Linked DNA regions of Homo sapiens: region 2 is linked to region 1. A link is an interaction called in ENCODE POLR2A ChIA-PET data of the cell type or tissue named here. Cell type or tissue: endothelial cell of umbilical vein. All regions are shown on one strand. Links, peaks and the distances in the headings refer to the core of each region. The heading gives the core; the rest is flanking DNA. Region 1 overlaps RAB40C (RAB40C, member RAS oncogene family). Region 2 overlaps RAB11FIP3 (RAB11 family interacting protein 3).

Region 1 (15,590 bases), core at 7,083-9,582:
AAGCAGATCGCATGGCCCCTCACCCAGCCGTGGCAGCACCGCTGTTCCCAAACCATCAAACCTCTCTCACCTATCAGTCCACGTTTTTATTTTTATTTTTTGAGAAGGTGTCTCGTTCTGTCACCCAGGCTGGAGTGCAGTGGTGAGGCCAAGGCTCACTGCAGCCTCCAACTCCTAGGCTCACGTGCTCCTCATAGCTCAGCCTCCTGAGTAGCTGGGACTACAGGTGTGCACCACCACACCTGGCTAATTTTGTATCTTTTGTACAGTCAGGGGTCTCGCTGTGTTGCCCAGGCTGGTCTTGAGCTCCTGAGCTCAAGCAATCTGCCCACCTTGACCTCCCAAAGTGCTGGGATGACAGGTATGAGCCGCCACACAATTGTAGCACAATCTTGGCTCATGGCAACCTCCACCTTCTGGGTTCAAGTGATTCTTGTGCCTCTGCCTCCCAAGGAGTGGGGACTACAGGTGCCCGCCACCATGCCCAGCTAATTTTTTTTGCATTTTTTGTAGAGATGGGGTTTCACCATGTTGGCTAGGCTTGTCTTGAACTCCTGACCTCAAGTGATCTGCCTGCCTCGGCCTCCTAAAGTGCTGGGATTACAGGCGTGAGCCACCATGGCCAGCCGAGTTTCATTCTTTTCAGGATGGTAAAGGGAATGCCACAACCATTTGTCTAGAAGGGGCCTGGGTCTGATGGCGCTGAGGGCCACAGATTGGCAGCCTGAAGCCAGCATCCTGGGCCTCCCAGGTTTGGCACAGCACCTAGCCCTTCAGGATCAAAAAAGGACAGAGGACGAGGTGGGAGCTAAGCAGGCTCAGGAGTGATAAGATTTGGCTGTGTCCCCGCCCAAATCTCACCTTGACTAATCCCCACAGGTTGAGGGCGGGGCCAGATGGAGATAATTAAATCATGGGGGTGGTTCCCCCCTGCTGTTTTTGTGCGGGTGAGTGAGTTCTCCCGACACCTGATGGTTTTAGGAGGGGCTTCCCCCTTCACTCAGCACTCATTCTCTCTGGAGCTGCCCTGTGTGAGGTACCTTCCGCCATGACTGTAAATTTCCTGAGGCCTCTGCAGCCATGCGGAACTGTGAGTCAATTAAACCTCTTTTCTTTACAAATGACCCAGTCTGGGGTATTTCTTCCTAGCAGCGTGAGAACAGGTGAGTACATGGGCGTGGAGGCTGCCCAGGAACGTGTGGAGGGAGGTGGGGACGGGCACAGCACGTTGCCTGGCTGCAGACTCAGGCACCCTTCAGAGGGGGTCTCACAGCATCAATCTGAAAACGGGCAGTGGAGGGGGAGGAAGGGGTCTGAAAATGTCACTGAGGCGTTTGCTTTACTAGGTGCGACTTCGTTTTCTTTTCTTTTTCTTTTTTGTCTGCTTTACCAGATGCGACTTTCTTTTCTTTTCTTTTCGTTTTTGAGACGGAGTCTTGCTCTGTCGCCCAGGCTGGAGTGCAGTGGCGCGATCTCGGCTCACTGCAAGCTCCGCCTTCTGGGTTCATGCCATTCTCCTGCCTCAGCCTCCCGAGTAGCTGGGACTACAGGCGCCCACCACCGCGCCTGCCTAATTTTTTGTATTTTTGGTAGAGACGGGGTTTCACCGTGGTCTCCATCTCCTGACCTTGTGATCCGCCCGCCTAGGCCTCCCAAAGTGCTGCGATTACAGGCGTGAGCCACCGCGCCCGGCCCCCCGTTTTTTTTTTTTTTTGAGACAGTTTCACTCTCGTTGTCCAGGCCGGAGTGTGGTGGCGCAATATCAGCTCACTGCAACCTCTACCTCCCATGTTCAAGTGATTCTCCTGCCTCAGCCTCCCGAGTAGCTGGGATTACAGGCACCCACCACCATGCCCAACTAATTTTTTTTTTTGTATTTTTAGTAGAGATGGGGTTTCACCATGTTGGCCAGGCTGGTCTCAAACTCCTGACCTCAGGTTATCCACCCACCTCGGCCTCCCAAAGCGCTGGGATGACAGGGTTGAGCCACCGTGCCCAGGCGACTTTGTTTTCAACAGTCATCAACGTGCTGGTGGTCTGGGGAGTGGACGTGGCACCTGTGCCCCTGCCCATGGAGGCCAATCTGCCCAGGGACTGTCAGCAGAGTTGCTGTAAGGCAGCCGAGGGAGGCTGGCTGCTGAGCCTGCGTAGCACCCTCGGCTCGGAAGTGGGACCCTCGGCCACCTGAGTGGAGGTTCCTTGGCTCAGGTGGTAGTCTGTCTGTCTGGGCCGGCCTGCCACCAGCAGCCATGTTCCTGCAGGGCACAGTGCAGGGGCTGTTTGCTGCTGAGTTGCTAGCATGGGACTCTGCAGACAGGATTAAGGTGCACGGATCTCGAGGTGGGAGATTATCCGGGATTATCTGGGTGGGGCCAATTAACTACATAAGTCCTTAACCGCCTTTCCTGGCTGAGCTACAGATGAGACAGAAGGAGAGTCAAAGCATGAGAGGGACTTCACCCGCCAGTGCTGGCTCTGCAGATGGGCAAGGGCCCTCCGTGAACAACGCAGGCGGCCTGGAGAAGCCGGGAAAGGCTCGGCTTGCACCCAGCAAGGTGCTACTGCCAGTCCTACCACCAGCAAGAACGGAATTCTGCCAACCTCCCAACGAGCAAGAGAACATCTTCCTGTAGGGCCTGCAAAAAGCAAAGCCCTGGCCAACACCTTGACTTCAGCCCAGGGAAACCCACACTGGACTGAGGACCGAGAGGACTGTGTGTCAGCCAACACCTTGACTTCAGCTCAGGGAAACCCACACTGGACTGAGGACCGAGAGGACTGCGTGTCAGCCAACACCTTGACTTCAGCCCAGGGAAACCCACACTGGACTGAGGACCGAGAGGACTGCGTGTCAGCCAACACCTTGACTTCAGCCCAGGGAAACCCACACTGGACTGAGGACCGAGAGGACTGTGTGTCAGCCAACACCTTGACTTCAGCCCAGGGAAACCCACACTGGACTGAGGACCGAGAGGACTGTGTGTCAGCCAACACCTTGACTTCAGCCCAGGGAAACCCACACTGGACTGAGGACCGAGAGGACTGTGTGTCAGCCAACACCTTGACTTCAGCCCAGGGAAACCCACACTGGACTGAGGACCGAGAGGACTATGTGTCAGCAATAACAGAAAAGGAGTAGAAAGGCCATCTATTGCGGCCCTGTATTTATTATAAATAAACTGAATCCAAACTAAAAATCCACCCACTGGGGAATGGTTACTGACAGAATAGAAATGTTCTATGGCTATTACAAAGAAACAAGCTTGCAGCCATCAGCATGGCTAAAAGGAAGGCAGGACTTAGAACAAACAGGACTCTCCCTCTCTCCTGTGGGACAGAAACTGTGTGACTGCTTTGGAGAACGGGTTGGCAGCATCTACACAGGCCCTACAGCCCAGCTTCCACTCCTCAGTACGTCCCAACAGCAATGGGCACCTGTGTTGACCAAACGCGTCTGAGACTCCTCACAGGAGCCCTGTGAGAGTCACCCAACATGGAAACCATCCCAAAGCCCATCTGGAGTGGAGCCAATGCACTGCAGCCTTGACACACGGGAGACCACTCGGCGCGGGGAAGGAGGGAGCAACTGCACTCAACCACGTGGCCGAAGCTCACCCAGAAGACATGGAAAGAAGGCAGCCGGACACAGGAGAGTTTGCCCTGTGTGGCTCCATTGACGTGAAAACTAGACAAGGCAGATGAGTCCACAGTGACATGCCAGGCCGGGGGCAGAGTGTGAGAGGCCTGCAGAGGGCGAGGCTGCGAGGGCTGATGCTTTCTCAGGCCGGCATGCCTGTCCGCACTCACTGTATTGCAGACTTTAAAGGGGTTTTTTTGTACACAAATTACACCTCAATAAAGCTGATTAATTAAAAGACGGAAAGCTGACAACATCAAATGTTGGCAAAGATGTGGAGCACCTGGAACTCTCATGCATTGCTGATGGGACTATGAAACAATGGGGCTGCTTGAGCAAACAGTTTTCTCTTTTGAGATCAGGTCTCACTGTGCTGCTCAGGCTGGAGTGCAGCGGAACAATCACGGCTCGCTGCAGCCTCCAACTCCAGGGCTCACACGATCCTCCTGCCTCAGCCTCCTGAGTAGCTAAGACTATTACAAGTGTGCGTCACCACACCAGGCTAATTTATTTATTTTTTTGAGACAAAGTCTCACTCTGTCGCCCAGGCTGGAGTGCAGTGGCATGATCTCAGCTCACTCCAACCTCCGCCTCCCGGGTTCAAGTGATTGTCCTGCCTCAGCCTCCCAAGTAACTGGGACCACAAGCACCACCACCACACCAGGCTAACTTTGTATTTTTAGTAGAGATACGGTTTCACCATGTTGGCCAGGCTGGTCTCAAACTCCTGACCTCAAGTGATCTGCCTGCCTCGGCCTCCCAAAGTGCTGAGACTACAGGCATGAGCCACCACACCCAGCCCCAGGCTAATTTTTCAATATGTTTATAGCAACGAGTTCTCACTATGTTGCCCAGGCTGGGCAAGCTTATAAATTAAAACGTACACTCATATATGACAGCAATTCCACTCTTAGATCTACCTAAGGGAACAGAAACACCTTCAGAAAGACTCACATATATTCTAGAGAAACACCTTCAGAAGGACTCACGTGTATTCTAGAGAAACACCTTCAGAAAGACTCACATATATTCTAGAGAAACACCTTCAGAAAGACTCACGTGTATTCTAGAGAAACACCCTCAGAAGGACTCACGTGTATTCTAGAGAAACACCTTCAGAAGGACTCACATATATTCTAGAGAAACACCTTCAGAAGGACTCGTGTATTCTAGAGAAACACCTTCAGAAGGATTCACGTGTATTCTAGAGAAACACCTTCAGAAGGCCTCGTGCGTATTTGTGTTATAGTTTAGTGCTAGTGCCACTGAACTGTATCCCTACATATGGCTAAAATGACGTGTTTTCTGTATTTTACAAGAAAAATAATTAAAAAAAAAAATTTAAAAGAACTAGCTCTGAGCCGGGTGTGGTGGTACATGCCTGTAGTCCCAGCTGCTAGGGAGCTGCTAGGTGGGAGGATCAGTTGAGCCCAAGAGGTAGAGGCTGCAGTGAGCTGAGATCATACCACTGCACTCCAGCTGGGGCAACAGAACGAGAGTCTCAAAAAAAAAAAAAAGAAAAAGAAAAAAGAAGAACTCGTTCACATCAGCATTATTCGTAATACCCCAAACCAGGAAATAACCCAAATGTGCATCAACAAGGTAAATGCATAAACAAACTGGGGTATATTTGTGCAAAGGAATACCACTTGGGAACAAAAAAAGAAGAATCTACTATTGTACATCATGAATAAGTTTCAAAACTGCTGAGCAAAAGAAACCAGGGTCTGCTTCGTATCCATGATGTCTGGAACAGGAAAAAGCAGCCCATGTGATGGAAGCCGACTGCTGGGGGCTGGGGGCTGACTCGGCAGGGCCTGAGGGGCTTTCTGGGAGGAGAGTGGATGTGCTCCTGATTTGGATGAGGGTACTGGCTGCATAGGTACATATATGTGCCAAAACTCATAGAACTGTACATGCAAAGAGGGTACATTTATTAAATAGACATCATCTCTCAATAAAATTGATTTAAAAAAATTAAACCCACAGGGCATTGATCTGCTTTGAATTTGGAGGTCTAAGGATTAGGGGACCGGATTACCCTACAAGACAGCCTGAACACATATCAGAGCCAGATGTGAAGGCACTGCCTGTCCCTGAAGACCTGGGGCTCTAAGTCATTCACGTGCGGGGCCGGCGCTCCGCATTCAATCTTCCGGCATACCACTCCCCTCGGATGTCTTCTGAGACAAGGACAGCCCACGTCCACCAACCCCACTGCAGGCAAACCGGCGCCTGCCTGATGGAGGACAGTAAAGGAAGGAAAAGTTATCTAACAAATTTCAAATGTGTCTGTGTACACCAGCATGCCAAATGTCAGAAGAAATTCTAGGGCAGTTTGTGGACTGGTTTCCTGCGAAGCTAGAGCTTTTACTTAACGCCTTAAAACCCACAACAAGCCAAAAGGGCTCTCGTGTCTACAAAGAGCAGGCACACTTGGCACAGAACACCTGGCTAAACACAGAACATTAAGAAAACAAAAAACACAGGTCTGGCCCCAGCTACTCAGGAGGCTGAGGCAGGAGGATTGCTTCAGCGCCACGGTTCAAGACCAGCCTGGGCAACACAGTGAGACCCTATCTCTTAAAATTCTCCTCTCCCATCTTTTAAGGAGCAGATCCCATAGCTCTCAGATTACTTTCAATGATTACAAATCCAGCTTAGTGTGGCTTAAACCCCAATCTCATGTCCACTTTAAGACTCATTTCTGGCTGTGCTTGGTGGCTAACACCTGTCATCTCGACACTTTGGGAGGCCAAGGTGAGAGAATCACTTGAGCCCAGGAGTTCAAGACCACTAGCCTAGGCAACATGGCAAGACCTCAATTCTACAAAAAATAATTTATTGGCCAGGCACAGTGGCTCACGCCTGTAATCCCAGCACTTTGGGAGGCCGAGGTGGGTGGATCACTTGAGGTCAGGAACTCGAGACCAGCCTGGCCGACATGGTGAAACCTCATCTCTACTAAAAAAATACCAAAAAACTAGCCGGGCGTGGTGGCAGGTGCCTGTAATCCCAGCTACTCGGGGGGCTGAGGCAAGAGGCTTGAACCCAGGAGGCAGACGTTGCAGTGAGCCAAGATCGTGCCATCACACTCCAGCCTGGTGGACAAGAGCAAGACTTTGTCTCAAAAATAAAAAAATAATTTATTAAAAAATTAGCCAGGTGTTGTGGTGCATGCCTATGGTCTTAGCTACTTGAGAGGCTGAGGCGGGAGGATCACTAGAACCCTGGAATTTGAGGCTGCAGTGAACTATGATCACTGCACTCCAGCCTGGAAGAGTGAAACTGTCTCTCTAATAAAAAAAAACAAAACCAAAAAAAAAAAAACAGAGATGACCACTGCTAATGTTGTCATATATTTCATTCCACAATTATTTTACATACTTAAGATATCAAGCATATACACTTCATTGAATAATCATTAAATGTGCCTCCAAATCAGTAGTTTTTTGTTTTGTTTTGAGAGCTGTTGCCCAGGCTGGAGTGCAGTGGTGCAATCTCGGCTCACTGCAACCTCTGCCTCCTGGGTTGAAGCGATTCTCTTGCCTCAGCCTCCTGAGTAGCTGGGATTACAGGTGCCCGACACCACACCCCGCTAACTTTTATATTTTCAGTAGAGACGGAGTTTCACCATGCTGGCCAGGATGGTCCCAATCTCCTGACCTCGTGATCCACCCACCTCGGCCTCCCAAAGTGCTGGGATTACAGGCGTGAGCCACCGCATCCGGCCTTTTTTTTTTTTTTTTTTTTTTTTTTTTTTACTTTTTTTTGCAGGGATAGGGCCTTGCTACGTTGCCTAGTCTGAACCCCCGGCCTCAGGGGATCGCCTGCCTTGACTTCCCAAGTAGCTGGGATTATAGGCGTGCACCACCGCACCCGGTCCTGTGTTGTGATGTTTTACTATTTGATAAACTTATAAGCATTCCCTCTCATGTAATTTTAGGATAACAATTCTATTTTTCATGAGAATCTCCTGTCTGAACACTGCATGCATGGCCCTAGTGAACTGACTGAGACTAGGGGAACAGTCCCAGCAACGATCACATTGCTCTGCTGACGCGGCTGCGGCGGGGACCTGCCCGGAGTCTGGCACCCAGGGGTGCTCAGCACACACCTGAGCAAACTCACACTCTGAGCCGGATCCTGGCGACCCGGGCTCTGGAAACTGACGTGTGGACACTGTTGCTCCCGAGCAGAACAGCCTTCTGCCCAGCCCACCTAGGGCAAATGTAACACCTCTAACAGGCTGGACACAGACGGTTTCTCCTGCTCTTTCATTTCAATTCAGAAAGGATGCACACTTTCAGAATGAGCAGATACTCGGTGATACAGCCTTGATGGTGTGGATAACACACAAAAAATCATAGTTTTTGGTACTACAATTTTTTAAAAGTCAAACCAGCTCCACACACACGTGGGAGCTACAGCTTCTATCTCTGTTCCAAACACAAGCAGCAGGCCCATTTACTGAACGGTGAGGAAAACTACATCAGGAGAGAAGAGCTTTAACGCTAATGACCAGGAGGTGGCTCTGCAAGGAGGCTAAGGGTCTAAATGCAGAGGCAGACAGAGGGGCAGGCTGCTCCTGGGGTGCCAGAGGGCCCCTTCCTCCACAGCAGTCCAGGAGAGCCTCACGCAGCTGCCACACACCAGGCTCTGCCACAGTTGTGACTGCCAGCTCTTCAGAAGACAGAGACTGGAGTCAAAACCTTTCTGTTTCCCCACAGGCAAAACCTGGGCAGTCACCGCTTGCTGATAATGAATTATGTGTTAAACTGTCTGTGTGACGCACGTAGGCACCAAAGCTCTTATTTTTATTTTTTTGAGATGGAGTCTCACTCTGTCGCCCAGGCTGGAGTGTAGTGGTGCAAACTCGGCTCACTGCAACCTCCGCCTCCCCAGGTTCAAGCGATTCTCCTGCCTCAGCCTGCTGAGTAGCTGGGAATACAGGTGCATGCCACCAGGCCAAGCTAATTTTTGAATTTTTAGTAGAGACGGGGTTTCACCATGTTGGTCAGAACGGTCTTGATCTCTTGACCTTGTGATCCGCCCGCCTCGGCCTCCCAAAGTGCTGGGATCACAGGCGTGAGCCACCGTGCCCATCCGGCACCAAAGCTCTTTAAAAAAGTCCAACAACAATGTTTTAAACTCGGCAGGTTAGGTGACATCCATTTCTATTACTTACACTTTGCACTTGCTACTATTACTATTATTATGACTACTATTTTGCATATACTCAATTTTTAATAAAGTAATTTAAGAAGCTGACATACTAGCTATCCCTCCCCACCAGGAGGACACAGGCTCTTCAGAGAGATGGCCGTTTCCAGGGCAGGCAGGACCCACATCTGCTGGAAGTACAGACTGTTCCAGGACACAGGGAGCTCCGGGAACTCAGGGCATAGCCCAGGACGCAGGTGCCACCTGAAGAGGCTCCAACATCAAGGGGGCCATGGGAGTCCCAAACCAAACAGGAAAGGAGTATGATGCCACAAGGGAACAAAACTTTGCAAATCCACGCTGACTGATGCCACGAGGGAACAAAACCTTGCGAATCCACGCTGACTGATGCCACGAGGGAACAAAACCTTGCGAATCCACGCTGACTGATGCCACGAGGGAACAAAACCTTGCGAATCCACGCTGACTGATGCCACGAGGGAACAAAACCTTGCGAATCCACGCTGACTGATGCCACGAGGGAACAAAACCTTGCGAATCCACGCTGACTGATGCCACGAGGGAACAAAACCTTGCGAATCCACGCTGACTGATGCCACGAGGGAACAAAACCTTGCGAATCCACGCTGACTGATGCCACGAGGGAACAAAACCTTGCGAATCCACGCTGACTGATGCCACGAGGGAACAAAACCTTGCGAATCCACGCTGACTGATGCCACAAGGGAACAAAACCTTGCTGAATCCACGCTGATTAATGCCACGAGGTAACAAAACCTTGCTGAATCCACGCTGACTGATGCCACGAGGGAACAAAACCTTGCTGAATCCACGCTGACAGTAGCGAACACCCACGGGTGTGCATTTTCACGTACATGCCTATCGACAGAAGCAGCCATGGCAGCAGCGCACACGGAGGAGGCACGGCGTGGCCCCAAGGGAAGCTGCCTCCTCCTTGCTGACCTGGTGAAGTGGGTCCTGCTGGCATCAGCTGACCTGGCGGCTCCTCTCAGGCAGGAATCAGGTGGGCGCAAGACTCTGCGGGCAGCCACTAGGGCTGTGGCCGGCCGACACGGGCAGGCATCAGCCTGACACTGCCTTGGCAGAGCCTGAGGACACAGACACCCCTCGGAGCAAAGCTGGTGGCACAGGCAGAGAAGGGTCTCCTGTCAGTGGCAGCTTCGGCCGGGGCCGGGGCCTGGGCTGTGACCATACTCCCCTCCCCTGCAGCAGTGACTTTCTGGACCGAAACACAGCACCTCGGCAACCCTGATCAGTGTCACTGTGTTTGTGTTCAGAGTCCTGAATCCTGATGTCATCTACCCTATTACCGCCCCTCCCAGCTAGGTCTGACACACAGGCTGTACCTGCTGTGCCCAGGTGGCCGACAACGTTGCTGACCAGGAAGTCAGGCGAAAGCCCAGCAGCAGCCGCCGGCCCCGGGCAGGGAAAGCAGCACACAGGCTCCCACCGGGTTACCCACGCTGCTGGAGCTGCTGGAGAGTGCTGTGCTTGACCGCCCGGCCTACACCTTCACTCAGGGTTGACATGAGGTTCTTACATCCGGCCGCTGTACAAACTGTAAAGTACCTGCCCATTTCCAGGACTCAGCTCTTCTCTTCTTCCATCCTCTTTTCTTTATTTTTTATTTTTTGAGACAGGGTCTCACTCTGTCACCCAGGCTGGAACGTAGTGCAACAGTCAGACTCACTGCAGCCACCACCTCCCAGGCTCCAGTGAGTTTCCCACCTCAGCCTCCCAAGTAATTGGGACTACAGACGTGCACCACCACACCCAGCTAATTTTCTTTTTTCTTTTTTTTTTTTTTTTTTTGTGAGACAGAGTCTCGCTCTGTCACCAAGCTGGAGTGCAGTGGCACAATCTCAGCTCTCTGCAACCTCCGCCACCCAGGTTCAAGCAATTCTCCTGCCTCAGCCTCCCAAGTAGTTGGGGCTACAGGTATGCGCCACCACGCCCGGCTAATTTTTGTATTTGTATTTGTATTTTTTTTTTTTTTTGAGGTGGAGTCTCGCTCTGTCACCCAGGCTGGAGTCAGTGGCGTGATCTCGGCTCACTGCAAGCTCTGCCTCCTGGATTCACGCCATTCTCGTACCTCAGCCTCCCAAGTAGCTGGGACTACAGGTGCCCGCCACCATGCCCAGCTAATTTTTTGTATTTTTATAGAGACAGGGTTTCACCATGTTAGCCAGGATGGTCTTGATCTCCTGACCTCGTGATCCACCTGCCTTGGCCTCCCAAAGTGCTGGGATTACAAGCGTGAGCCACCATGCCTGGCCAATTTTTGTATTTTTAGTAGAGACGGGGTTTCATCATGTTGGCCAGGATGGTCTCAATCTCTTGACCTCGTGATTCACCCACCTTGGCCTCCCAAAGTGCTGGAATTACAGGTGTGAGCCACTGCACCCGGCCTTTTTTTTTTTTTTTTTTTTTTTTTTTGTAGAGATGGGGTCTCACTGTGTTGCCCAGGCTGGCCTCAAACTCCTGGGCTCCAGCACTCCGCCTACCTCGGCCTCCCAAGGTGCTGAGATTGCAGGTGTGAGCCACCGTGCCCAGCCCTCTGCTCTTTTCCAAAGATGCTGAGCTGGGCTGGGCACAGTGGCTCATGCCTGTAATTCCACCAACTTTGGGAAGCTGAGGCGGGCGGATTGCTTGAAGTCAGAAGTTCAAGACCAGCCTGGCCAACACAGCAAAACCTCTGTCTCTACTAAAAATGTAAAAAATTAGCCAGGTGTGGTGGTGCATGCCTGTAATCCCAGCTACTCAGGAGGCCAAGGCAGGAGAATCGCTTGAACCCATGAGGCTCAAGAGGTTGCAGCGAGCCAAGATAGTGCCATCGAACTACACCCTGGGTAACGGAGCAAGACTCTGTCTCAAAAAATAAAAATTAAAAAAAAAAAAAAGATGCTAGATGGCTGTCCCTCTCACAGGATGGGCATGTCTTTCATCAGGGTCAGTTTACACAGCCAGGACCACATCACCCATCCAGGATTCGAATCCTTCCCAGTTTGGTTTGAGGACTGTGTTCACTGTAAAGACGGCGAAGGCTGCTCAGGGGCCGAGTGCTTCTGTTTCCACTCTGCCATCTGGGAATATGGGACCAACTCTTCCCTTCACCCTTTCCACAACTCCAGGCCCCCCAGCACCAAGCCCTCTGTAAGCCATGGTCAGAAGACCCTTCCACATGCCCCTGCCACCACCCACCTCATCACCAGCACTAGAACCTGGCTGCTCCTGAGCCCCTCCCATCCCATCTTGCCTGGACCACCTCCCCCTGCTACCTACATGTGCAGCACCCTGGCGGTGTCTGGTCGTGCCCTGGTCTTCCGCCCCATACCCATGGGTCCCTACCTCTCCACAGCGCCAATGCCCTTGTCCCTCCGCTAATTTCTGAAGGACAAACGTCCAGAAATCTCTGCTTTACTCAAAATCCTGATCTCAGCACGAGACAGCCGCGCACTGCCTGTATCAGAGTGCGCCGCCATCCCCAGGTCGGCTCAGAAGCCTCCTCGCTACCTTAGGCTCAAAGTGCGAGTCCACCCTGCTGACATCTGTTTACCTTCACTGCCAAGAGGACTGAAGAGGCCCCTCTTCCACCCAGCTCCTGCCCTGAGGATGCCCACAGCCCATGGTCTTGGCAGCCAGTCCTTCTTCCCACAGCTGCTCCTCTTCCCACCGCCTTCGTAACTTCTGGTCCCTGACACCCGCCAGTTCCACAGTCTGCACATCCTTCTCCCGACCGCCCAGGAAGTCAGCTCAGCCTGACAAGCAGTCTCCCCGCCTTCTCACAGTGGTTCGGCAGCGTTCTCCGCACCAGGATGCTGGACGCCGACACCTTTCCCTGCTTACTCCAAACGCCCGGCGGATGACACCCTGGCTGACGTGGCCCCTGGGCCCCAGAACGGCCCTCGGTGGGGTGGCATCGTACCATGTGCTGCGCAGGGGAGGACTCAGCTGTGATGCAACCCCTTCCTGCTCTACGCCAGCTCGCAGGGGCTCCAGACCAGGGTAGGCGGCAGCTTTTCAGGGACCAGCAGCTTCGCGCCTTCTCAGCTGCAATCTTCAAATAGAACAAGAGGCAAAAGTACCTGCGAGGACCCAGATCCCTCCCTTGTGTCCTTCCCGCCCACCTCTCAGCTCCCCGATGTGGCTTCCTTCCTGAAACACTGTTCAATTTAGCTCATCGTGCAGGCCACAACACGTGTGCTCGACACGAGTCATCTGTGTCCACACCACCCTGCGAGAGACCTGGCTGGCACTGCCGTGCACCTGCCATGCAAGCATTTGCCCTGTTGCCTGTGAGCGCTTAGAGCAAGTGCTAAGGACTGGAGGTGGACATTAACTCACTTGTCCAAAAGTTCTGGCATCTGGCCTCTGGACAAACTTAACATTCAATATTCTACCTACTGACTCAACAGTTTCCTGAAAATTTAAGTAAGGCCATGCCAGTCCAACTTATAAAACAGCACAATTAGAGGCCAGGCACAGTGGCTCACCCTTGTAATCCCAGCACTTTGGGAGGCCGAGGAGGGTGGATCACAAGGTCAGCAGTTCAAGACCAGCCTGGCCAACACAGTGAAACCCCATCTCTACTACAAATACAAAAATTAGCTGGGTGTGGTGGCAGGTGGCTGTAATCCCAGCTACTCGGGAGGCTGAGGCAGTAGAATCACTTGAACCCGGGAGGTGGAGCTTGCAGTGAGCCGAGACCGTGCCACTGCACTCCGGCCTGGGCAACAGAGTTAGACTCCGTCTCAAAAAAAAAAAAAAAAAGAAGAAAAAAGTTATAATGACCCACAGAAGTCCTACCTCCTGACCACATGGGTTCTCAGATGCCAGCCAGGGTCATCCCGGGCCTGAGGCGGTCCTCTGAGGCTTGGGTCTCAGGAGAACTTAGTGTGCGCGGTGCAGCAGAAGCAGGTGTGTGGCAGCCGTCCCCAGGCCCAGGTGGACGTGAGGAGGACAGGGGAAGAGCCATGAAGCCCGCTGCTTCACAGGAGGCCTGCAGGGCGGCTCCTCCCGGACCCCAAGCCCACCCCTACAGCTGCCGCCTCCTGAGCCTCAATCCCTCGTCTGCACAGTGGGGGTGGTGCTGCCTTCTCACAGGTGGTGGTGGGGGCTACACGGGGGCAGCGGAAAGCGCCCACCGGTGCTGGCAGGCAACACTCATCACACGCTGGCAGCATTAGCTGTTGCCATGGTGAACACCCCGTTCCTCCCACAACACCACCCTGCTGGAAAACCCGGCACCTCACAGAGGAAAGGCAAACCCCAAAACACTGCCCCAGAAAACGAGCAAAACCCCCGAGGCAGGTGGATCACTTGAGGTCAGGGGTTTGAGACCAGCCTAGCCAACATGGTGAAACCTGCCTCTACTAAAAATACAAAAATTAGCCACGCATGGTGGCAGGCGTCTGTAATCCCAGCTACTCAGGAGGCTGAGACAGGAGAATCACTTGAACCCAGAAGGCAGAGGTTGCAGTGAGCCGAGATCGCGCCACTGCACTCCAGCCTGCGCAAGAGAGTAAGACTTCGTCTAAAAAAAAAAAAAAAAAAAAGGAAGACGAGCAAAACCTAATCAAGTGCAGGGGAGGAGAAGGGACTCTGGGCTGCAGTGGTCAGTGGTGCCCAACACCAACAGTAGGCACAGGGAAGCCACGCACGGCTGTCCAGTCACCTAAAGACACACAGCTAGAACCTCCCACGAAACCCTCAGCTAGCCCTGGGGATAAGCAGCCGACGACACATCAGGACAATGAAACACGGAGGAGCCTCTCAAGATAGTGTCCCCTGGAATTGGCCACTTCGGAGCCACGAACTTCAAGCCAGATGAGAAGAAACGTTTGTAACTGTTTGGAGAAAGCTCAGGGAGTCGTGAAGCCGAAGAAGCTGGGACACCCACACAGGGTGCCCTCGCTCCCATGGGTACAGCAGGCAGCGTGTGGCCCCACAGACATCTCAGTGACCACCAGGCCCCAACATCCACAGCAAACCGTGATGTTAGCCTCGCCATGTCCACAACCGCCTCCCTCCGTTTCTCCCCACAACTTGCCAGGCTCAAAGGACCGGAGTGTCACTCAGCAGCTTCCACCAACACTGAACCCCAAAAGAGCAGAGAGAGAAATAAAGTCAAGCCAGGATTAACCCCTTCTGAAGTCTTCCAGGACCCGGGCACACACACCCTGACCAACGTGGCGGGAGGAAAACTTGCTCCCAGGAAGGTTTGTGGGGACACGGTGCCGAGGGTGGAACTGCCTTAATCCAGGACCTTCGATGCCCCCTGCAGAGCGGGAGCGGCTGGGCTTGGGGAAGGGTGTGCACCCTGTGCGGGTGGTTCCTGGGGGCCAACACGGGCCCACCACCCTGGCCCACACCCTGGAGCCTGACTGCAGGTTCGCTCCTGAACTGCAGCTTTCTCCTCCCCGCCGCGTGCACCACCCACACTCCTGGATGAAGCATAATTCCTGCCGGGTAACTCGCCACCATCACCCAGGGGCACTCTATGCAAAGCGCTCTGTTCCATCCTGAAGAGAGCATGAAGCACTCCCTAAGATCACTGCTGGGTGTCAAAGAAAGGAAAGCCTTTCCAGACCTAGAGATCCAGAAACCCAGCGCACACCCACATTAGGAGACACGGAAGAGCTCACAGGGGCTCCCACAGGTGCTGGGCGTGTGGTCACACGCCACTGCCTCAGGTGCCAGTACTAAGAAAAAGGTCACTTCGATGACTCATTTGTTTGTGAAGCTGGAG
Region 2 (15,590 bases), core at 3,230-5,729, 110 kb after region 1:
GCGAATCGCGACGTTTATTTTGCTCTTCCTTAGCCTCTTGTGGCAGATTTGGGGCAAAACAACAGATTAAATCTTGTGTACATATATTTACATGTGGATAGACACACTGCAGAAGAGGTCTCTGTTTTGTAAACTCTAACGACAGATAACTGCAGATGGAGCTTTTTTTTTTTTTTTTTTTTTTGAGACAGTCTTGCTCTGTCGCCCAGGCTAGAGTGCAGTGGCGTGATCTGGGCTCACTGTAACCTCTGCCTTCTGGGTTCAAGCAGTTCTCCTACCTCAGGCTCCTGAGTAGCTGGGATTACAGGCATGTGTGCCACCATGCCTAACTAATTTTTGTATTTTTAGTAGAGACGGGGTTTCACCATGTTGGTCAGGCTGTTCTTGAACTCCTGACCTCGTGATCCACCCACCTTGGCTTCCCAATGTGCTGGGATTACAGGCGTGAGCCACTGCGTCCGGCTCAGATTGGGCTTTTTTTATGCCAAAGGGTACCCGTGAAGGAAACATTAAATTTTAAAGGGTGTTTCTGACACAAGGCTGTGACAGCCAACTGCAGGCTGCGCCCCATCCTAGGCACGGGAGGCCTCAAGCAGATGCCTTAGCTGGCCTTGACCGGTCTTTCATGTCACCAGCTGCAGCCTGTCTGGAGTAAAAGACTTGATGAAGCGGGGAGGAAGGTGATGCTGAAGTGGTAACAGAAGTGTAGCTGGGGATGCACGTCACGTTCCTAAGAGCTCAATGCTTCTCTTTTTCTTTCTTTTTTTGAGATGGAGTCTCGCTCTTGTTGCCCAGGCTGGAGTACAATGGCACAATCTCGGCTCACTCCAAGCTCCGCCTCCAGGGTTCAGGTGATTCTCCTGCCTCAGTCTCCTGAGTAGCTGGGATTACAGGCACCTGCTAACACACCTGGCTAATCTTGTATTTTTTTAGTAGAGATGGGGTTTCTCCATTTTGGCCAGGCTGGTCTTGAACTCCCAACCTCAGGTGATCCACCCACCTCAGCCTCCCAAAGTGCTGGGATTACAGGCGTGACCTACTACGCCCGGCCAGCTCAATGCTTTTCTGAAAGGGGTGAGCAAGAAGACAGTTAGAAAAAGATGCATGATGACGTTCACCTCTGCTTCCTCTAGCCCCTAGCCCCTAGCCCCTAAAATGACAGAAAATGGAAAACAAGTGGGACGCGGTGGCTCCTGCCTGTAATTCCAACATTCTGGGAGACCGAGGTGGGAGGACTGCTAGAGCCCAGGAGTTCAAGACCAGTCTGGGCCTGTCTCTACAAAAAATTAAAAAATCATCTGGGTATGGTGGCATGCGCCTGTGGTCTCAGCTGCTCGGGAGGCTGAGGAGGGAGGATCATTTGAGCTTGGGAGGTCTGGGAAGTGAAAACTATTGAGAGCTGTGATGATGTCACTTCACAGAGCAAGACAGAGCAAGACTGTCTCAAAAAGAAAAGAAAGCCAAGAAAAGAGAAGAGAAACAAAAAGAAAAAAGTTTTCATCCATGGCCAGGTGTGACGGCTCATGCCTGTGATCCCAGTACTTTGGGAGGCCAAGGTGGGAGGATCCCTTCAGCCCAGGAGCTCAAGATCAGTCTGGGCAACGTAGTGAAACTCCATCTCTATTAAAAATTAAAAGACTAGCCAGGCATTGGCAATGCGCACCTGTAGTCCCAGGTCCTCAGGAGGAGGAGGTGGGAGGATGGAGTGAGCCTGAGAGGTCCAGGCTGCAGTGAGCTGTGATTGCACCACGGTACTTCAGCCCAGGTGACAGAGCAAGACAATGTCTCAAAATAAAAGAAAATGGAAAACAAAAGGTTTCTGTTCTTGGCTGGGTGTGGTGGCTTACCTCTGTAATCCGAGAATTTTGGGAGGCTGAGGTGGAAAGATTACTTAAGCCCAGGGAGTCTGGGGCTGTTGTGAGCTATGCTTGCACCTATGAATTGCCACTCACTGCACTACAGCCTGGGCAACGCAGCTAGACCTTGCCTATTTTCCTTTTTTTTTTTTAATTTTTAATTTTTAATTTTTTTTTTTTTTTTGTAGAGACAGGGTTTCACTAAGTTGCTCAGGCTGGTCCCAAAGAAACCGAGTCAGAAAGGTTAAACTTCATGGTAACAACTTTAGCTCTAGAAGATAAGCAATGCCGTCAAAAATCTTACAGGAAAATGATCCCACTCTCACAGTACAAACCAACCCAAGCTCAAGTTTATCTCCTGAGCACCTCTTTTCTCAAGAAGCTACAGGAAGATACGCTGGACAAAAACCAGAGAAAACAAATGAGAAGGAAGACGGGGCCAGGGAGCTAGAGGATCCAACCCCCGAAACAAAGGAACCCACCAGTGTGGGGAGACCTGTCCAGGACCACAGCCACGAGGCCTGGAGAACGCCCGGCACAACAGGGCAGAGAGGAGGCTCCAGAGGGGATGCTCCAGAGGAAGCTGGAGAGGCGTCTCCCAGCCCTGCCAGATGCCGGGCCACGAAGCAGGACGGGGACTAGGAAGGCAAAGCAGATAAAGACACAAAGGCAGACTCTGACGGCAGCAGAGGCCACCCGGCAGCCACACTGAGTGGCTCCCTGGGAAGGGCCTTAACCCTGCATGTTTATTTCGGTAAGAACTGGCAGGGGAGGAAGATAAAAGTGTATGTTGCCATCTTTCACAGCAGGAAGCCAACAGATCTATACGAAGCTGGAAAATGAAGAAATGGTCTTTAGGAATTGGAGTCAGACCCATCCCTCACCTTCGACTCACCTTGGGGAGCTGCCCAGACCCGGCTCTGAGAAGCCAGGCTCCTCACTGGGTCTCGCTACCTCAGAGCTAACATAGAGCAGACATCTGGGGATGGCGGCCCCTTCCAGACCTTAGTGAACACACAAGAGGCCCAGCACCAAAAGCTCTGACACGTACCCTCCCTGGTCACAAATCCAGGTCCAAATTCACAGCCCTGGAAACCCCTTTCCCAACACTCCTTCAGGATACCTTCAGCCCCAAACCATGTAAAGTAACTTGCAAGAGTTTAAAAAATACCTTGGAAAAGAACATTTTAAAATGTTTTTTAAAAAACTATGATTAATTATCCACTTCAGAACGTTTTTCAGCAGGAACCAGAGACCCACCTACCTTGCCACCTTCTTGCTGGAGAGCCGCTTTGTCGGACTGTGCAGAAAACAAAATAAACAGGAAAATTGTTAGAACAGACAGAGAGGAGCAGGAGGAAGCAGGAAACTCAGGCTGTGGAGATACGAGGTGGGCGGCCTTTCAGCAATGCTCCCGGCATGCAGGGCCCCCCAGGCAAGTCCATGCACAAATGCTCACTCAGCAAAACAGCAAGGACACGGCAGTGCTGGGGTGAGGCCGCATACGTCTCGTTACTCCAGCCCCCAAAGAGGCTTCCAGATGCAGCCACCCCAGACCACGACTGAGAGGCCAGCGCCACACCTGGTCCCACCCGCTGGCTGCACTGTCCCAATGCTTCTGAAGCCAAATTACCCCCAAACGCTTGGCCTTCGGAGGCCCCCAAGTGAAAAGTGACCCAGGCCCCGCTGTGACAGGAGAGTTTGCCGCTGGCTTCGACTCAGGCACTGATGCATCATGCTCAGAACGCCTGCCTAGGCATCAGTTTGGAAACCTTTCCCGTTGCCATTTCAGGGCAGTAAATATAGCCAATTATACATCAGCTGTCTGATTTAACCATCTGCAGTGGCACATGGGCCAAACTTACCTTCTCCCTCATTTCTGAGGTCCAAAGTTGTATTTTACAGTCTAGCTGCTGAACTATTAGCCTCAGCCTGCAGGAAGACACCCTCACCCCTGGGGCCTGGGAACCATCACGGTCCTGGAACTCACAAAGCCACGTCTCTCTTCAGCTTACCTGTCTCAAAAACACCTCTGATTTTCTTTCCAGGGTCAGGCAGAAAAGTCTACTGGAGGGGCCGGGCGTGGTGGCTCATGCCTACAATCTGAGCACTTTGGGAGGCTGAGGCGGGTGGATCTCCAGAGGTCGGGAGTTCGAGACCAGCCTGGCCAACGTGGAGAAACCCTGTCTCTACTAAAAATTCAAAAATAACCGGGAATGGTGGCGCATGCCTGTAATCCCAGCTACTCGGGAGGCTGGGACAGGAGACTCGCTTGAACCCGGGAGGCAGAGGTTGCAGTCAGCCGAGATCACGCCACTGCACTCCAGCCTGGGCAACAAAGAGTGAAACTCTGTCTCAAAGAAAAAAAGAAATCTACTGGAGGAGAATCAGCTGCTGTGCCAGGTATTAACGTAGAGCCCCTCAGCTCTAAGTCCATCCTTTTTACTTGCCCTGTAGAAACAGAGCTGGGCCCTTAGCAGGCTCTTCCTCCACAATGCTGCGTGTCATCAGCAGAGGGAGCCGAGGAGTGAACACAGCAGGAAGAGGTTTGCCTCCTGGTTCTGACCACTCTCTGCAGGGCCCTCCGACACCTGCAGTCTCCCCAGTACCTACTCCAGGGAGCATCCTGCCCACTGTAGCCAGAGCCAGGGGCTTCCCCGACCCCATTCGGGTAGCTGTTCTCTAGGGGTGCCTCTGCCAAGTGTCCTGCAACAGAATAGCTTTCCTGGCAGCCAGGAGGCAGGTTCCCCACAAGCCCTGACAGCACGGTGGTGTCCCCACCACGCCGTTTGCAGCTGGTGCAGACCTCAGCCCTGGGTGGCAGTGACTGTAGCTGGGGGGCTCTGCCCCGGCCCTGGGTGGCGGCTGCTCCTGTGCCTGCTGTCCCTACACTCTGCAGAGTTCTTTTTACTCATCCCAACCAGTGCCTCATTACTCCCATAGCCTGTGACATTCTTTTCCTTTCCCTAATGATTTTTTAAATTTTTTGTTTGTTTGTTTGCATTATCTTTTCTTAGAGGCAAGGTATGACTCTGTGGCCCAGGCTGAAGTGCAGTGGTGCAACCACAGCTCGCTGCAGCCTCGACCTCCCCGGCTCATGTGATCCTCCCACCTCTGCAGCCTCGACCTCCCCGGCTCATGTGATCCTCCCACCTCAGCAGCCTCGACCTCCCCGGCTCATGTGATCCTCCCACCTCAGCAGCCTCGACCTCCCCGGCTCATGTGATCCTCCCACCTCTGCAGCCTCGACCTCCCCGGCTCATGTGATCCTCCCACCTCTGCAGCCTCGACCTCCCAGGCTCATGTGATCCTCCCACCTCTGCAGCCTCGACCTCCCCGGCTCATGTGATCCTCCCACCTCAGCCTCCCAAAGCACTGCGATTTCAGCCCACACTCAGCCCATTCTTTGTAGTATTAAACTGTCCCTGTTCAAATTACTGTGTGGCTCTCCTTTCTCGACTGGAGACTAATAATGTATATTTTAATACAGGTTTTTTTTTTTAAGATGGAGTCTCACTGTGTCACCCAGGCTGGAGTGCAGTGGCATGATCTCGGCTCACTGCAAGTTCCACCTCCCGGGTTCACGCCATTCTCCGGCCTCAGCCTCCCGAGTAGCTGGGACTACAGGCGCCCGCCACCACGCCCGGCTAATTTTTTATATTTTTAGTAGAGATGGGGTTTCACCGTGTTAGCCAGGATGGTCTCGATCTCCTGACCTCGTGATCTGCCCACCTCAGCCTCGCAAAGTGCTGGGATTACGGGCATGAGCCACCGCACCCAGCCTTAATACAAATTTAATTTTATCTTATTATTGTTGAGACTCCCTAGAACTAATAGGACAGGACAGACTCATCGTTCAGTTTACCTACTGACCTTTCAGGGCCTGGACTGGCAGCCCAGCAACAGGATTTATAATTGAAAATACACCTCCAGGTGGCCAGGTGCGGTGGCTCACACCTGTAATCCCAGCACTTTGGGAGGCCGAGGCGGGCGGATCACGAGGTCCGGAGATTGAGACATGGTGAAACCCTGTGTCTACTAAAAATACAAAAGTTAGCCAGGTGTGGTGATGGGCGCCTGTAGTCCCAGCTACTCGGGAGGCTGAGGCAGGAGAATGGAGTGAACCCGGGAGGCAGAGGTTGCAGTGAGCCGAGATCGCACCACCGCACTCCAGCCTGGGTGACAGATCGAGACTCTGTCTCAAAAAAGAAAAAGATAATATACCTCCAGGCAGGCTGGGTGCAGTGGCTCAGCCTGTAATCCCAGCACTTTGGGGGGTCAAGGCGGGCGGATCACGAGGTCCGGAGATTGAGACATGGTGAAACCCCGTGTCTACTAAAAATACAAAAGTTAGCCAGGTGTGGTGATGGGCGCCTGTAGTCCCAGCTACTCGGGAGGCTGAGGCAGGAGAATGGAGTGAACCCGGGAGGCAGAGGTTGCAGTGAGCCGAGATCGCACCACTGCACTCCGGCCTGGGTCACAAAGCGAGACTCTGTCTCAAAAAAAAGAAAAAAGAAAATATACCTCCAGGTAAGGCACACTTCTTAGTTCCTACAAAATGAAATGTATTTAGAGGCTGCAGGGTACCTGGAAAATGCAACAGCTATTGGCCTGTTCTGAGGCGACTGGACATCGTATCTGACATCAAAGCTTCCAGAGGTGGTCTGGACTAAGTCACCTGTTGCCACCCACAAAGCATGACCAAATAAGCTTACTTTCAGGCAAGTCCATGGAAACTAAAACGCAAGATTCAGATCTCCTCCACTAAGGGTTATGGGGAGGATGTTCTGACTGGCAGTTGTGTGTCCTGATTGTGTTGAATTGAATAGCATATTAACCACTTGGTAGAGTCTTTTTTTTTTTTTTTTTTTTGGAGTCAGAGTTTGGCTCTGTTGCCCAGGCTGGAGTGCAGTGGCAGGATGTTGGCTCACCACAGCCTCCACCTCCTGGGTTCAAGTGAACCTCCCATCTCAGCCTCCCAAGTAGCTGGAACTACAGGCATGTGCCACCATGCCTGGCTAATTTTTATGTTTTTAGTAGAGACAGGGTTTCGCCATGTTGGCCAGGCTGGTCTCAAACTCCTGGCCTCAAGTGATCTGCCTGCCTCCTCAGCCTCCCAAAATGCTGAGATTACAGGCGTGAGTCACTGCGCCTGGCCCGCTTCATAGAGTCTTAGGAAAAGGGGTAGCAGAACCTGGACGTGAGGCTCCACAGGACTTGCTAGTTGTACTTAGCTACATCCTAGTCCCTTCTCTGCCCCCACAAAGCCCAGCAGAGGCGACCATGGCCATCTTGGAGCTAGTTCTCAATGTGGGAAAAAATCAGTTCTATGTCAAAAATCTTCAGAAAATGAGAGACGAGACCTGAGTCTTCAGGCTTACTTTCATGTACGGAGATGACATGCTTGCACTCAACTTATCGGTGAGTGGGAGGGCAAGTCTCTGCGTGGGAAGAACAAATGGCCCCTCCCCAAGCAGGCTGAGCCATCGTCGCCGGGCCTTGAACCCCTAGCTGAACACACACGCAGGCAGAAACTGATTTCCCCTAAAACAGAGGTTAGCGGATCTTTGGAATCCAAGATTCTGGACGGCCTCGGGTCTCCCGGGAGGGCCCTGGGCGGCCTCGGGTCTCCCGGGAGGGCCCTGGGCGGCCTCGGGTCTCCCCGGGAAGGGCCCTGGGCGGCCTCGGGTCTCCCGGGGAGGGCCCTGGGCGGCCTCGGGTCTCCCGGGGAGGGCTCTGGGCGGCCTCGGGTCTCCCGGGAAGACCCTCTTCAAAGAGCACTTCTGCTTTCTCACCAGTGCTGCCAAGACCCCCGATGCTCCAGAATGGCCATCAGTGCCGGGCCCCACCCCCATCCTCTCCACCTGAATGGGCACTGGCTGGGGGCCCTGTGCTTCACAGCATTTCACAGAACATAAGAAGAGTTAAGTGCCCTGGAAATGGAACTAGAGGCAGGACAGAAGCCTCAATAAGGCCGTGGGCAGTGAGCGCCCGCCAGCAAGGATGTGCCTCGGCAGAAGCCCCCTGGGGCAGGGACAGGGCAGGCTCAAGACAGGTAAGCAGTTTCACAGATACCTCTAAACATGCTAGAACCGTCAGGATAACTCACCTTTCTGCCACCTTTACAAACCCTCCCCACAGGCCAGGTCCCGTTCTTCAGGAAGCCGTCCCAGATTGCCAGCATGAGCCTGTATGCTCACTCACCTCTTCTGCTAGGCTAGGGCTGCTGTGGAAAGCTCCAAAGTGGCCCGTTTCTTCACCAGACCCTTCTGGAGAGCTGCCCACCCAGGGGCTTCACCGCAAGCGAAATCAACACGATGCCCAACGGGCACGTCAATATGTGCAAAGCACTCAAAACCGTCTTCTGTAACTGGGAGTTAGACATGAGGGCCAGCCACAAGAGCTCCCCTGCTGAGACACAGTGAGCTCCCTCACACGCTCACTGTGAGTATTCAAAACTCCATTTAAACTGACAATCCTGAAAGCTGTTTACATATCTGTTCTTAAAGACTAAATCTTTAACTTTCCCAATTCTGTCTCATGAGCTCAATGAAAGAAATCTTTTAGTAAAATGCAGAAAGTATCCTCTTTCACACACAGGACAGACAGCACAGCTTGCAAAGACCGATCACTTCCTCCCACCAAGACAAGCACTGGCCTGGGCTGCGCATGCAGGGGAGGAGGCAGGGCCCTGGTGGCCCCACAGCGTGCAGGGTGGGAGGCGGGGCCCCAGGGAGAGTCCCGCTGCCTGAGAGGCTCCTGGTCGCCTCGGGGCAGGCCCTCAAGGGGGCTGTGGGTATCCGGAGTCCCCCACACCCTGGGAACAGACAGCAAGGCCAGGCGCTGGTCAGTTACCTATTCATTTCAAGATCACTCAGGCGGGCAGAAAGATCCTCAAGGCGGTTGATTTGTTTGTGGCACTGGCTACAGTAAAACTCAAACGCCTCATCAGTGAGGATGCTGTGCAGCTTTGCGGCAAGAGGGTCAGTGCTAGAGAGACAGAAGCATCCGTTCAGGAGAGGATGAGGACCCGTGTGGTCATCTGTGACTCCGCACGAGGGGCCGAGGGGAACAGGACAGGACATGGTGTGGAACAAAAGCACGTGGAGAGAGAATGAGCTGTGCAATGTTCTGGCTCTTGCCTTTAGACCGCAGTGAGCCCACATCCCTCAGCTGCCTCCAGGAGCCCAGGACAGGCACCAGCTCGAGCCTCAGGGGGCCCTGCACACACCTGCTCCTCTGGGTCGGGTGCCCAGAAGAAAGCAGGGGCAGCCTGAGAGCCTCCTTGCAAAGCAAAAGCCCTTCTTTAACAAGAAGGTAAAAAACCATACTGCTTTCTCTTTTGCCAAAAACACATCAATGTGATAGCGAACCATGTCTCCGGGTAAACTTGTACTTACTGTACTATATTTATGATTACTCCAAAAACCACCTCTAGCAAAAACTATGCATGAATGATAAATCTACAATAGTTTTGTGATTTTTTAAGATGTGCGTTAAAGCCGGGCATGGTGGCTCCTGCTTCTAATTCCAGCACTTTGGGTGGATCGCTTGAGCTCAGGCGTTTGAGACCAGCCTGGGCAACATGGTGAACCCGTCTCTACAAAAAATACAAAATTAGCCCGGCGTAGTAGCTCATACCTGTAGTCCCAGCTACTCAGGAAGCTGAGGGAGGTGGAGGCTGCAGTGAGCCATGATTGCACCACTCCAGCCTGGGCAATAAAGTGAGATCCTGTCTCAAAAAACCCCCAAAAAGACCGACCTGTCGAAACTCAGTGTTAGATTTTGTGGTGGTGCTAGCTAACCTCCCTGTGACTTCACCTCCAAGGGCTTCTGGGCCACTGGCAGGGGTGCTGCGTCTGCGACGCGAAGGCAAAGGAGCAAAGGCAGCCTCATCGCGGGCGCTGGGACCCACATGCTGTGGGAAACCATTTGGAAGCTCAAGTAAAGAAAGGTGAAAAGTGAAACATACAATGTAGCATAGACATTACACTTCAAACAGGTAACAATGAAAACACTGAACAGGAGACAGGGACAAACTAAACACGTAGGAAGAGGTGATTACCAAGCACAGAGACCCAAGTTTAGAAACGCCCCAGTCCTCTGGCCCTTGTCTTGACACCACCACGCGCTGGGAGAGGAAAGTGCCTAAGACAAGCACACTGCCTCTGAGGACCGTCTGTGATGCCTCACTCATGCACAGCTCTCCCAGGACGCTCGCCGGGACCAGAGCACACAGGATATCCGTGCAGGGTCCCCACACCCAGGGCTGACGGGCGGCTTCAAGGAGGGCACATGGGAAACAAAAGGAGGGGGACCCTATGGGCAGACGAGCTGCTCAGCCCCTCCTGCACCGCCCTCCACCCAGGTTCCCTGGGCCTCAGTAACAGCGGGCGGGCAGCAGGCAAGGGAAGACTCTTGTGGCTGCTTAAAGAGGCTCGGCCTTGACTGCTGGCAAAGATGGACGACAACCTAGTAGCAAAGGGGAGAAGGGATTGAAGTAACAACCCCATCGGCCAGCCCAGGGTCTCCCTGAAGTCAGGAGCGTCCTAGAGGGACTGACTCCCACGTGGGAGCCCCTAGCCCTCAGAAGTACGTACCCAGACCCCCATGTTCGGATCCAAGCCAAGAGGACTCTGGACTCCCTAGAGTGACTCTGGACATTTGTGAGTGGGCATCTCGCCCACTGCGTGTTGTGCTTCTATTTATTCAGAGTCACAGCTTTCCAGTTTGGGGATGTCAGATATTTATAAGGAAATGAATCTGAAGACTCACTTATGATCATGAGGCCTCCCTCAAAAGCCTGCACAGACCACCATGTGATCCACGGCCCACAGCAAAGGAGCCCGCAAGCCAAGTGTGCAAACACAGCTCTGTGCCACAGGATTTTGCTGAAGCCTCAGAAATGTAGAGTGATCTGGGGATGTGGCTGGAGAAGAGGGACTTCTCCCAACTTTCATAAATCCAGGTATAAATTTAAAATGTTTGAATATGGTTTACTTAATCACATGACGTCAAGGAAAGCAAGTTCTCTCACCAATGCACGAACCAAAAAGGGAAACTTCCCACTACTAACCACGGGAAGAAGAGGGAGGAGGGTGTGCTGGAACAAGGCGTCATTACCTGGGCGTGAGGAAAGCGGGGTCACTGCAGCCCAGCTGCCCGTTGCATAGGGTCTCTGGGGACAGCTCCGCCTCACTGCCTTCACCGTAGTCCTCAAAGTGCTCCTCGCCCCCGATCACCGTGATGACAGACTGGCCATGGGGGTGAGGCCTGCAAAGTAAAACAGAAATGATGTCTTCTGACTGAAGGCCAGGGCACCCCCGAGCTGAGGGTGTGGAAGGTGCTTTCCATAGGGTGTGCTACAAGCCACACGTGAGTCCTGGGAGCCACGTTTAAAAAAAAAAAAAAAGTGGGCTGGATGCGGTGGCTCACACATGTAATCCCAGCACTTTGGGAGGCCAAGGCGAGCAGATGGCTTGAGCTCAGGAGTTTGAGACCAGCCTGGGCAACAGGGGGAGGCCTCAACTGCAAAAAACATTTTTAAATCACCCAGGCATGGATGCGCACGACTGTAGTCCCAGGTACTCGGGAGGCTGAAGTGGGAAGATCGCTTGAGCCTGGGAGGCCAAGGCTGCAGTGAGCAGTGATGATGCCACTACACTCCAGCCTGGGTGACAGAGCAAGGCCCTGTCTCAAAAAAAAAAAATAAATAAATAAATCTGTTTCTTTACCTTTTTTTTTGAGACAGAGTCTGGCTCTATCGCCCAGGCTGGAGTGCAGTCGTGCAATATCGGCTCACTGCCAGCTCCGCCTCCCGGGTTCACGTCATTCTCCTGCCTCCACCTCCCGAGTAGCTGGGACTACAGGCGCCCGCCACCACGCCCGGCTAATTTTTTGTATTTTTAGTAGAGACGGGGTTTCACCGTGTTAGCCAGGATGGTCTCGATCTCCTGACCTCGTGATCCACCCACCTCGGCCTCCCAAAGTGTTGGGATTACAGGCGTGAGCCACCACGCCTGGCCCGAATATATTTTAACAAAAAATTTTACTTAGCCCAACACGCAGTCATTTCAAAACCTCCAGCCTCTTCACACTCCTCACTCGTGTGCCCTCCCACGTCACAAGTTCCGCAGCCCCACACAGGACAGCACAGGTCGACACAAAGCAGCATCTGGGTTCAAGCACCTCTGCCTCTTCCCTAGGGAGCTGCTGTCCTCACACAACCACTGGGGGGCGCCGTTCAAACTCTACTTTAAGCTAAAACGTAACAGCAGCTGCGACAGGGAAAGGAAGGGGCTTCCAAATACCCACCCTCCTTCTGAAGGGAGTGACTCCTCCACAGCCAAGTTCTGGAAAACACAGCGGCCGGGGGCCATGTGAAACAGCTGTGCCTTCAGCGGCTCCTGTGCCCTAGCGGTCCCCACTCCCACCCTCCCGCAGGAGTCCTCGGGAGAACCTTCTGTGCAGGCCCGGCGCTGCTCCACTCCAGGAAAGAAAGGGGCCTGGCAGAGTGAGGCGACTCCTCGTGCCCAGGAGAAGGGGGCAGAGTCAGGAGGACCGCGCGCTCTGCTCCGCCCGGACCCACTGTGCTCAGCCGTGAGGAGTTCCAATTTCACACCCGCAGAAATGCCCACCACGCACCACTGCTGGGACAGCTCAGGATGAATCCCATGGCCTCAAACACGCAGGCTTAAACCAGGGCCGGGGGCGGTGGCTCACACCTGTAATCCCAGCACTTTGGGAGGCCGAGGCGGGCAGATCAGGAGATCGAGACCATCCTGGCTAACACGGTGAAACCCTGTCTCTACTAAAAATACAAAAAATTACCTGGGGGTGGTGGCGGGTGCCTGTAGTCCCAGCTACTCGGGAGGCTGAGACAGGAGAATGGTGTGAACCTGGGAGGCGGAGATGGCAGTGAGCCGAGATCGCGCCACTGCACTCCAGCCTGGGCGACAGAGCCAGATTCCGTCTCAAAAAAAAAAAAAAAAAGAAACCAAAACCAGGAGGCCTGTGCCACTTCATGGCCTCCCAATAGGGTCTTCAACTTGGCGCTGCCTGTCTGCATCAGCCCCTTCCTTCCTACACAGTGACAGGGAGGTGTGGCTCCCTTCCACAGCCGCCATCTAAAATTAGGCTACGTTACAGGAAGACCTTATTTTCTGTTTCTTATGATTGGGTGCTTGTTTTACCAACAGGCTCAGATACTGTGACAGAAAACTGCCCTCTGAGGGGAGGAGAATCAGCGAGAGGAAAACACACACTGGTCCATCGGCCAGCAGGCCCTTCCCCGCCTCCCCGGGCCACCATGGTGAAACCTGCTACTCCCTCAGAAGCAATGACGAGGGGCTCAGCACCCCTCACCACCCCATCTCCTCCTCTCCTCAGGACACTTCTTCCTGATGCTTGACGGGAACAGAGAAGGCCCACATGCAACGTCACACTGAGGACCAAGAGGCCCAGGCCACACGGCAGAGACTGTATGAACCGGACGGTCTGCACCCAGACGCCCAACGTGCTTTCCACGGTCCACAGAAGATGAGCCGCGCTAGCTAGCAGTTAGATCCAGCCACAAATGAGCTGTTCAAAATGTGTGTCCCCCAAAAGAGTTATACTTTTGTTTTCATTTTTGAGATAGAGTCTCGCTCTGTCGCCCAGGCTGAAATGCAGTGGTGCCATCTCGGCTCACTGCAAACTCTGCCTCTCTGGGTTCAAGCGATTCTCCTGCCTCAGCCTCCCGAGTAGCTGGGATTACAGGTGCGTGCCACCAGGCCCAGCTAGTTTTTGTATTTTTAGTAGAGACGGGGTTTTACCAAGTTGGCCAGGCTGGTCTCAAACTCCTGACCTCATGATCCACCTGCCTCGGCCCCCCAAAGGGCTGGAATTACAGGCATGCCCCACCAAGAGTTATACTGCTTAAAAACTAGTGAGAAAATACTCGCCTGTAATCCCAGCATTTTGGGAGGCCAAGGAGGGCAGATCACTTGAGGCTGGCAGTTTGAGGTCAACCTGGCCAATATGGCGAAACCCTATCTCTACCAAAAATACAAAAAAATTAGCCAGGCATGGTGGCGGGCGCCAGTAGTCCCAGCTAATCAGGAGGCTAAGGCAAGAGAATCACTTGAATCTGGGAGGCAGAGACTGCAGTGACCCAAGATTGTGCCACTGCACTGCAGCCTGGGTGACACAGCAAGACTGTCTCAAAACAAAGCAAAACAAAATAAAAAAATTATGTAGCGATCACAGATCTGAATATGAAGGTAAAACAATAACACTTTTAAAAGAAAGCGTAAGTAAACATCATAGTGACTGTGTAGTAAGCAAAGATTTATCAAGTGGGACACAAAAGTGCTAATAAACATAAAAGAAAAATGGATAAGCTCAACTATAGCAAAATTAAAAACATCTGTTCTGGCCAGGGGCTGTGGCTCATGCCTGTAATCCCAGCACTTTGGGAGGCCAACGTGGGTGGATCACAAGGTCAGGAGTTCGAGACCAGCCTGGGCAAGATGGTGAAACACTGTCTCTACTAAAACTACAAAAATTAGCTGGGCGCCATGGCAGGTGCCTGTAATCCCAGCTACCTGGGAGGCTGAGGCAGGAGAATCACTTGAGCCTGGGAGGCAGAGGTTGCAGTCAGCCAAGATGGCGCCACTGCACTCCAGCCTGGGCGACAGAGCTAGACTCCATCTTGACAAAAAAACAGAAACAAAAATCTGTTCCTCAAAAGGTGAAAAGGAGACCCACAGAGCAGCAAAAAGGATCTGTGATACCCACACCCCATAAGGGACTCATATCGAAAGGACTCCTATAATCAGTGAGAAAAAGACAGAGGACCCAACAGACCAGGGGCAGGCCAAGTCCTGCCAATCCTGCGCAGCCTGTTTCTGAAAATTGTTTCACTGGGACACAGCCACGCTCACTGACCCACGTGCCTTTGGCTGCTTCTGCAGCACAACAGCCGGGCTGAGCAGTTGCCACGGGGGCTGCGTGGCCTGCAACTCTTCTAGAGAAAAAGTCTGCAGACCCCTCCCGCAAGCAGTGAGCAGGCAGAGGAGCTCCCACCCTGACAAAAGGTGCATGCCTTATTAGTCACCCGGGAAGCGCAAGTAAAAAGCATGTGGCAGGGTCTCTGCATGCCCCCCACAAGGTGAGCAGGAGAGCAGACATGGCCACATGCTGCTGAGGTCAGGGAGCCCAGGAGCCACAGATGCCGGAGGCTGGTGACCCTGCAGCCCCTGCAGGAACTTGCAAGGCTGAAGGGACGTGCTCCCGATGACCATCCTGCTTAGGGCCGTACCATGCTCCCAAAGACATGGAATCCCTACAGCAGTTTCACCCTCAAAGCCAACGACAGTGAACTACCCGCTGCCGCCGACAGGAGAGTCAACTCTAGAGTCGCAGCACGCTCTCGCAATAGAATCATAAAAGTCAACAGTTTACAGCAATGCACAAAAATAGGGCTGAATACGGCCAGACGCGGTGGCTCACACCTCTCATCCCAGCACTTCGGGAGGCCGAGGCGGGCGGATCGCCTGAGGCCAGGGGTTGGAGACCAGCCTGACCAACATGGTGAAACCCCGTCTCTACTAAAAAATACAAATATTAGCCGGGCGTGGTGGCGGGCGCCTGTAATCCCAGCTACCCGGGAGGCTGAGGCAGGAGAATCGCTGGAACCTGGGAGGCGGAGGCTGCAGTGAGCTGAGATCGCACCACTGCACTCCAGCCTGGGCG

Evidence for each region. Peaks named below come from ENCODE experiments on the same cell type or tissue, not always from the same donor. Only the 100,000 strongest peaks of a DNase experiment are listed, where the experiment ranks them.
Region 2: POLR2A ChIA-PET joins it to region 1 with 5 read pairs; 3 of 35 experiments call an interaction of 5 or more read pairs at or near these places.

What each region holds. Positions count from the first base shown.
Region 1 is chr16:593,626-609,215 of GRCh38, reverse strand. All of the region lies in intron 1 of RAB40C (RAB40C, member RAS oncogene family), which reads right to left. LOC124903618 (a long non-coding RNA gene) reads left to right here. Exons shown (of 2, transcript XR_007064934.1): 2 at 1-3,883. Among named protein-coding and RNA genes, the nearest start is that of RAB40C, 11 kb to the right of the region's middle. RefSeq lists a silencer at 1,096-1,175 and an enhancer at 9,134-9,635. In endothelial cell of umbilical vein, for the core only: no CTCF peak of the experiment used is centred there; no DNase peak of the experiment used is centred there.
Region 2 is chr16:484,390-499,979 of GRCh38, reverse strand. RAB11FIP3 (RAB11 family interacting protein 3) reads right to left here. Exons shown (of 14, transcript NM_014700.4): 5 at 10,980-11,129; 6 at 3,121-3,156. LOC107987417 (a long non-coding RNA gene) reads left to right here and starts at 6,440. Exons shown (of 3, transcript XR_007064933.1): 1 at 6,440-7,411; 2 at 7,655-7,911; 3 at 7,998-8,607. RefSeq lists enhancers at 4,441-5,018, 5,019-5,597, 7,056-7,677, 12,009-12,887, 14,436-14,941 and 1 more. In endothelial cell of umbilical vein, for the core only: a CTCF peak has its summit at 4,359 (motif pointing right); a DNase peak (open chromatin) is centred at 4,389.